Linked DNA regions of Homo sapiens: region 1 is linked to region 2. A link is a contact called in ENCODE Hi-C or POLR2A ChIA-PET data. All regions are on one chromosome and are shown on one strand. Each heading gives the region's core, a stretch centred on a gene start or an enhancer-like site at or near the end of the contact. The rest is flanking DNA. Distances are from core to core; before and after follow the strand shown.

Evidence for each region. A loop is a pair of places that touch in the nucleus more often than their neighbours do. ChIA-PET counts read pairs that join two places held with the same protein, here RNA polymerase II (POLR2A). Pooled maps may share reads with other maps.
Region 1: a loop to region 2 is called in a pooled map, with 23 times the contacts of the local background. The contact joins two enhancer-like sites. A Hi-C loop is called at or near these places in 1 of 37 single-sample maps with no recorded cell type and 4 of 50 pooled maps. POLR2A ChIA-PET finds 5 or more read pairs at or near these places in 1 of 52 experiments (GM10248).

The regions. Positions count from the first base shown.
Region 1 is chr16:21,512,836-21,516,765 of GRCh38, reverse strand. No RefSeq gene overlaps it. Among named protein-coding and RNA genes, the nearest start is that of MIR3680-1, 8.7 kb to the right of the region's middle. RefSeq lists enhancers at 923-1,431, 2,653-2,742, 3,657-3,930. Within about 2 kb of position 1,250, at least 17 of the 41 ENCODE cell types and tissues checked have a DNase peak (open chromatin) inside an H3K27ac peak, as active enhancers do.
Region 2 is chr16:21,362,605-21,366,388 of GRCh38, reverse strand. It overlaps the pseudogene SNX29P1. Among named protein-coding and RNA genes, the nearest start is that of NPIPB3, 61 kb to the left of the region's middle. Within about 2 kb of position 2,051, at least 6 of the 41 ENCODE cell types and tissues checked have a DNase peak (open chromatin) inside an H3K27ac peak, as active enhancers do.

The sequences.
Region 1 (3,930 bases), core at 1-2,500, 150 kb before region 2:
TGGATTCTAATGTAATAGCTAATGTGCCTTCCAAAGAGGCTGTACCAAGTCACACGTTCCTGGATTTATTTTGTGGTAATAGGGCTTTAAAAAGTATTTTTATTTATTTATTTTTATTTTATTTTATGTTTGAGATGGAGTTTTGCTCTTACCCAGGCTGGAGTACAATGGCGCGATCTCGGCTCACTACAACCTCCACCTCCCGGGTTCAAGTGACTCTCCTGCCTCAGCCTCCCAAGTAGCTGGGACTACAGGTGCCCACCATGCCCAGCTAATTTTTTGTATTTTTAGCAGAGACAGGACTTCACCATGTTGGCCAGGCTTGTCTTGAACTCCTGACCTCAGGTGATCCACCCGCCTCTGCCTCCCAAAGTGCTGGGATTACAGGCTTGAGCCACCGCACCCGGCCTAAAATAGCTTTCCAGCAGTCCTTTTGGTCCCAGTAGGTAAAGCCTCAAGGCAGGCTCTAGAGTGCCAACCCTTCTGACCCAGAGGTGAGGGTTAATGTTAATAGGATCCCTTTCAGCGAAAGTTAGGGCCACACTTCTCATGTCCCTAAGCCATTTGTACTTGTTTTTTTTCTCTGACCCACCTGTGTATGTGGTGAGTATGTGTGTATGTGTTGCTTTTTTTTTTTTTTTGGAAAGTGATTTTCAGTAACAGAAAGGGATGTGCTCTCTGCAAGAGTGAATCTATTCTTGCCCCTGTGTGTAAGGCGAGAAGGAGAAGTTGTGTTCTCTGAACAGGCAGACCCTGCTGAGAGAGGGAGGTGTGTTGGGGTTCAATCATTCTGGTGGGAAAGATATTAGAGGTAGTTATAGAAATAGACACAAATCTTGGAAGGCCGAGAAGTTGGCATAACTTTGGTAATTAGCTCTGGCTGAAGGCGGCCTGATCCCTTTACCTTTAGTTAAACAAATAAACATAGAAATAAAAGAAAGGCAGAGTAGTTTACCTAGCTAGCTTGTTTACTCATATAATCTTAAGACCCTGGGTGCTTAAATGCTTTTTACCCGGTAAGTCCACAATGTCTGTTACACTCTAATGGTGTTGACTCAAGCTTTTGTTAATTAATCATACTGAATAAATGCGCGTCTGACTAGCTGATCAGGGCCAAGTAGCAACTGTTTACAGGACTCAGCAGGGAGCCTATAAGCGGCTGGAACACTCAGCTGGACTGGCAGAGCAGAATATCTGTGTGTCTGTACTTTATTCATCTGTCACGGGGTCACGGGTCTGTAAGGGACAGACTCCCTGCAGCTGGTGCCCCCTTGAAAGGAGTGCTGTCGCAGAGGTGGGCTTGGCTGAGTCTGGTAGAACTCCAAGCTGATTCTCAGGTCGTTCTGACTTCAGCTCGGAGAAGGGCAGTGGATGTCCCAGGAAGGGAGACCCTGCCCTTGTAGGGGGACTTCTGACAGGTGCAGGGGGCAGCCTGGAGCCCGGACCAGTGGGCAGGATGGGCGCTCCAGGGTGTGAAGGAGAGGCTCGGCGTTTGATCTGTGGACATTGTTCCTGGAGCAGTGAAAAGCCATAGAAAGTGATTTATTTTATTTATTTATTTATTTATTTATTTATTTATTTATTTATTTTGAGATGGAATTTCGCTCTTTTTGCCCAGGCTGGAGTGCAATGGCACGATCTCGGCTCACTGCAACCTCTGCCTCCCGGGTTCAAGTGACTCTCCTGCCTCAGCCTCCCGAGTAGCTGGGATTACAGGCATGCACCACCATGCCTGGTTAATTTTGCATTTTTTAGTAGAGACAGGGTTTCTCCATGTTGGCCAGACTGGTCTCGAACTCCTGACCTCAGGTGATCCGCCCACCTCGGCCTCCCAAAGTGCTGGGATTACAGGCGTGAGCCAGTGTACCCAGCTGATTTTTTTTTTTTTTAAATGATCACACATAAGGTTGGGTTCCAGAATTTTCTGCTTAGGAAGGGAAAGGGCACCTTTTACCCCCTTAGTCCTTGAGCCTGATCCTACAGAAGGTACAGTGGCTTTCGGGTCTGGATCCTCAGCCCTCGGGCCTCTGAGGCTGCCTTGGGAGAGGGTACGGATTTGCGAACAAGGTTCTCAGTTTTGCTGGCTGTCTTTTCAGTCGCCCAGGCACGTCCCACAGAAAGTTTCTTTTTGTGAAATAATCGTGTGAAATGGGTTGGCCTCGGTGCTTAGAACCATCCCACTGACGGTGAGTGGAAAAAATCCCTTGCTTGTCAGTCTGGTTAGGAGATGAGGTCCTTTCACGCGTGTCTTCGTGTTGGTGCGCTTTTCACGGGTCATAAAGATGAGAGGAACCAGCTCCATGTGTCTCTTTCTGGATGGCCATATGGAACTTGGCATGACAGTAGGGTTGTGTGGGTTATTTATTGCTTGATGAAGACTTGGCAGCGTGTACTGGAAATTCAAGCAATGCTGGGTTTTATCAGAAGGCGCAAAGGCTGGAGTTGAGATTCTGGCTGGGCCTGGATTTGGTTTGGGCAGTTTATCTGACCTCCCTGGGCCCCAGCTGGCTCTGCATAGCAAGTAGGGTAGCATCTACTCAAAGTCCCGGCCACAGCCGTGGACTGGCACTGGCCCAGGCGAGCTCTCAGTAAGTGGGAACTCACAGGTTCAGAAGATGCTGTGGGCCTCAGGGGCTTCCACCTCCAGGGAGGTGCTCTCAGAAGAAGGGCCTGATGGGCTCACCACATCGTGGAGAAGATACCCCGGCTCAGTCTCAGTCAGTTCCCCAAGCGCATAGGTGTTCGGGAAGTGGCCTGCAGACAGCTCCTCCATGCCTTGAAAGCAGAAGTAGCCCCCTCCTGTTTCCCTGTCCCAGTTGGGTGAAGCATGGGAGCCTGCTGGGACAGTCCCAGGCGTGCCGTCACGCAGGGGCAGGCCGTCCATCGGTCTCGCGGGACTCTGGCTGCGGGTGGCTGAGGACACCTGGCCTCATGGGAGACGGTGCCAGGGTCCCTGGAGTGAGGTGGGTCTCCTCCCCATGGCTGTCACTCCTCAGCAGATTGGTGTGGGCGGGTGTGCGTTTAGGAACCTGTGAGCTGAGACATTGTCCAGCTAGCGTCAGGCCAAAAGCAACCAAGGCTTTGAGAAATCCACCTGGCCCTGCCGAGCCTGTTTCTGGCTGTGGAATGGGATTTGCCCCAGCGCCAGGTGTCTGGGAATCACAGGCCTCCGTGTGTGAAGGTGCCAGTTGCACGGGCTGTGACCGTCCCTCCACGTGCTTGTATCTCCTGCTCACTGTGCATGTTGAGCAGCCCTCAGCCTCACTGTCTTCTCCTTTGGCAAAAAGAAAGGAGCAAGGGAACAAAGAGAGGGAGGGAAGAGCCAGAGACAGGAGCCAGGGTTTCCTTTAGTCTGGAGCTCTGGGTGCAAGATGATGTCACCCACCCACACTCGGCACAGGCCCAGGGTCGGGGGGCTGTGGGTGGAAGTAGGAATCGCCACAACTGTCTCTGAGCCCCTCCCTAAAGGGTGAAGGGTGTAAGGGGTGGGTTTTGATGGCTGTGGGCTTAGCTGTGGTCAGTGGACTCAAAGGCCAGTTGGCCAGTTAGCAGTGACCAGAGAGCAGAGGGGGCCTGTGTGTGTTTTGCCCCAGGGTCTTCAGGCTGCCTGGCTGCCTCTATCCGCCCCCCTGGTGTGTCCAGCACCCCCCTGGGGTATCCAGCACCTGTAACCTGTAGCCCCGCTTCTCAGTCCAGGCCTGTTCCAGGGCCCCCCCGGGGTATCAAGCACCTGTAGCCTGTAGCCCCACTTCTCAGTCCAGGCCTGTGTAAAACCTGGCCCCGGGTTGGGTTTTGGGATCCCTGCACCCCTCCATCCCCAACCCCCCACAGCTGGGACCCTGGCTCAGCTAGCAAAGGTTCTGCGTGTTTAAGGAGCTGGGTGGGCCCCAGAGCTCAAGCCGTGGGCTCATTGCAGGCGGCAGCCAGTGA
Region 2 (3,784 bases), core at 802-3,301:
AAGTATTTGTATCTTCATATTCACAGCAGTACCATTCGCAATAGCCCATAAGTGGAAGACACCCAACTGTCATGGGAATAAACAAAATATGGGCTCTACATACCCTCAAAAATATTGTTCAGCCTTTAAAAGGAAGAAAATTCTGGGCCAGGCGCGGTTGCTCATGCCTGTAATTGCAGCACTTTGGGAGGCCGAGGCAGGCGGATCACGAGGTCAGGGGTTCGAGACCAGCCTGGCCAACATAGTGAAACCACGTCTCTACTAAAAATACAAAAATTAGCCGGGCATGGTGGCGCCTGCCTATAGTCCCAGCTACTTGGGAGGCTGAGGCAGGAGAATCACTTGAACCCAGGAGGCAGAGGTTGTGGTGAGCTGAGATAGCGCTACTTACTGTACTCTAGCAAACTGGGCAACAGAGCAAGGCTCCATCAAAAAAAAGAAGAAGAAGGAAATTCTGACACATACTACAACACGGACGATCCTTGAAGATGTTATGCTAAATAAAGCCAGACAAAAAAAGAACAAATATTGCATGATTCCATTGGTACAAGGAACCTAAAGTAGTAGAATGCACTGAGGCAGAAAGTAGAATGCTGGCTGCCAGAGGCAGGGGTCTGGAGGGAGTGAGTGTTACTGTTTAACGAGTACACAGTTTCAGTTTGTAAAAATGGAAAGGTTCTGAGATGAATGGTGGTAATGATTACTGTATGACATGTGAATGTACATTAAGTACACTCACACTGAATTGTACACTTCAAATGGCTGAAATGGTAAATTTCATTATGTATATTTTACCAGTTTTTTTTGTTCGTTTTGTTTTGTTTTGTTTTGAGATGGAGTCTCACTCTGTTGCCCAGGCTGGAGTGCAGTGCCACGATCTCGGCTCACTGCAAGCTCCGCCTCCCGGGTTCATGCCATTCTCCAGCCTCAGCCTCCCAAGTAGCTGGGACTATAGGCACCCGCCACCACGCCCGGCTAATTTTTTGTATTTTTAGTAGAGATGGGTTTCACCGTGTTAGCTAGGATGGTCTCAATCTCCTGACCTCATGATCCACCCGCCTCAGCCTCCCAAAGTGCTGGGATTACAGGCATGAGCCACCATGCCCGGCCATATTTTTTTTTAAGAGAGAATAGAAGTTTGGCCAGTAGGAGCTTGGGTGAGAGCTGGGGAAGGAAGGAAGGTAGCAGAAGGGAAAGAACTGCCAGACTTGAAGAGTTTCAAGACAATAGAAACCAGGAGAGCTGTTCAAAATACAGGATTGGGCCAGGAACAGCGGCTAACGCCTGTAATCCCAGCACTTTGGGAGGCTGAGGCAGGTGGATCACATGAGGCCAGGAGTTCGAGACCAGCCTAGCCAACATGAGGAAAACCCATCTCTGCCAAAAATACAAAAATTAGGCAGCATGGTGGTACACACCTGTAGTGCCAGCTACTCAGGAGGCCAAGACATGAGAATCACTTGAACCCAGAAGGCAGAGGCTACAATGAGCCGAGATCGCACCACTGCACTCTAGCCTGGGCAACAGAGCAAGACACTGTCTCAAAAAAAACAAACAAACAAACAAAAAAAACAGAACTGAATCATCTAAATTACTGAGAGGCACCAAGCAAAGCACAGGCAGTGGCACTGAAGGCCCTGCCCCACACAGGATCTGGCATTAGTGCTTTAGCTGCTGAATTATGGAGAGGTCTCAAGAGTCCCAAGGCAGGGGTGTGGCAGGAGGGGAGCTTGTGGGACTCAGGCCATCATTTATTTGCAAACTGGATGAAAGAGTTGTGATGTTGGACCTGCCGCTGCCTGTCAGCCCTGGCGTACGGCACGGCATAAGAGGTAGAACAGAGACAGACACAGCCAGCACCGAAGAGAGCCCAAGAAGCCATATCAAGCACTCGATACTTTGTCCCAATTCTACAAGAGACCCATGGAAGAGCTTTAAGTTAGTGGGTTACGGGGAATAAGTGGGGGAGTGGGATGGTAATTAAAGAAGACCACTCCATGATATGCAAAGTGCATCAGAGCTGATCAAGACTGAAGGCAGGAAAACACAAGTCGGGGAGAAAGAAGAGAACTCACTGATGATGGAGGAAACGCGAGTGGCTCAGGGACCCATGTGAGAGACAGAAAACAGTGCTCTTTGTGGGACTGGTTTTGGGGCAGAGGAAAGGGAGAAGGAGAAGGCTGGGAGGAAGCCCAAGAGCTGTCCAGGGGACCTGGGTAAAGGGCAGAGCCATTTACTAAGCAAGAAACACAGGAACACATATGGATGAAGATCAGAATTCAGTTTTGGAGACTGACAAGCCCGTGCTGTACACCAAATAGAGACATTCATGAGACAGAGTTTGAGGAAGTGCTCCGGGCTGTGGGTATGACTAAGAATGACAGGCACATACAGAGCAACTTCACCAAGGAATCCAAACAGTATGCATAGAAACAAGAGCCAACAATGAATCCAAGGATGAATAATATTTGAGGGTATGGAAGTGATATGCCAACAAGGATCAGAAAAGAAGAAAGTGTGCCAATAGGCTATGGCATCACAGAAAGCAAGGGAAGCCAGTGTTTCAAAGTCAGAAGATCCTCGATGCCCAAGGCTGCCCAACAGAAAGGGAAGATTAGGCTTCAATTTTACAGGCAGCTCAGCAACAGTAACTGTGTCTCTGGTATATTCTGAATGGCCCCGATCACCTTGTAATTGACTGCCAATCCATAACCTGATGATGATATATCAGTGATTAAAAGAACATCAAATTCCAGCCGGGCGTGGCGGCTCATGCCTGTAATCCCAGCACTTTGGGAAGCCGAGGTTGGCGGATTACCTGAAGTCAGGAGTTCGAGACCAGCCTGGCCAACATGGTGAAACTCCATCGCTACTAAAAATACAAAAATTAGCCAGGCATGGTGGCACACAGCTATAGTCCCAGCTACTCAGGTGGCTGAGGCTGGAGAACCACTTGCACCTGGGAGGCAGAGGTCACAGTGAGCTGAGATCATGCCACTGCACTCCAGACTGGGCAACAGAGTGAGGCTCCATCTAAAAAAAAAAAAAATCAAATTCCAAGGTCATGCCATCAAATGCATCAAACGCCAGTAACGACAGTGGTTCTTTCTCCTTTCCCAAGTGGAATGGAAAATAATTCATTTTTCCATACTGTATTCTGTACTGGCTACTTGGGTTTCCAGTGGCTACAAAGACAGCAAGCCAAGTCTGTGTAGAGCTCTGGGTTGCTTTTCATTAACTTTTGCTTTGTTCCTTAAAAATTAATCACTTTCCCTGTAGCAAACTGTAGTGATCCTGGTATATGGTACCTCAGGAACCATGAAATACAGTACTGCACGCAATGAATAATGCCCTTCCTTCCAACCAAGATGTATTTGTTTAGTGAACATAATTTTATTGAACAACCTGTGTAGTGGCAGACACTATGCTAGGTGTCAAGAGAAAGTAAACACGGTGTCCTGCTTTCAAAAAAGCATGCTACTTTGTGGGATATACAGAAAACTGAATATGGTGTGACAATGAGGGGGTAAAGTGGAATCTCCTGTCCTTTGTTCTGTAAGACAAAGGCAGTCAAGCTTGTCTTTTTTTTTTTTTTTTTTTTTTTTTTTTTTTTTTTTTTGAGATGGCATCTCGCTCTGTCGCCCAGGCTGGAGTGCAGTGGCACGATCTCAGCTCACTGCAACCTCAGTCTCCCGGGTTCAAACAATTCTCCTGCCTCAGCCTCCCAAGTAGCTGCAATTACAAGCGGGCACCACCATGCCCAGCTAATGAGCTAAGCTAGTTT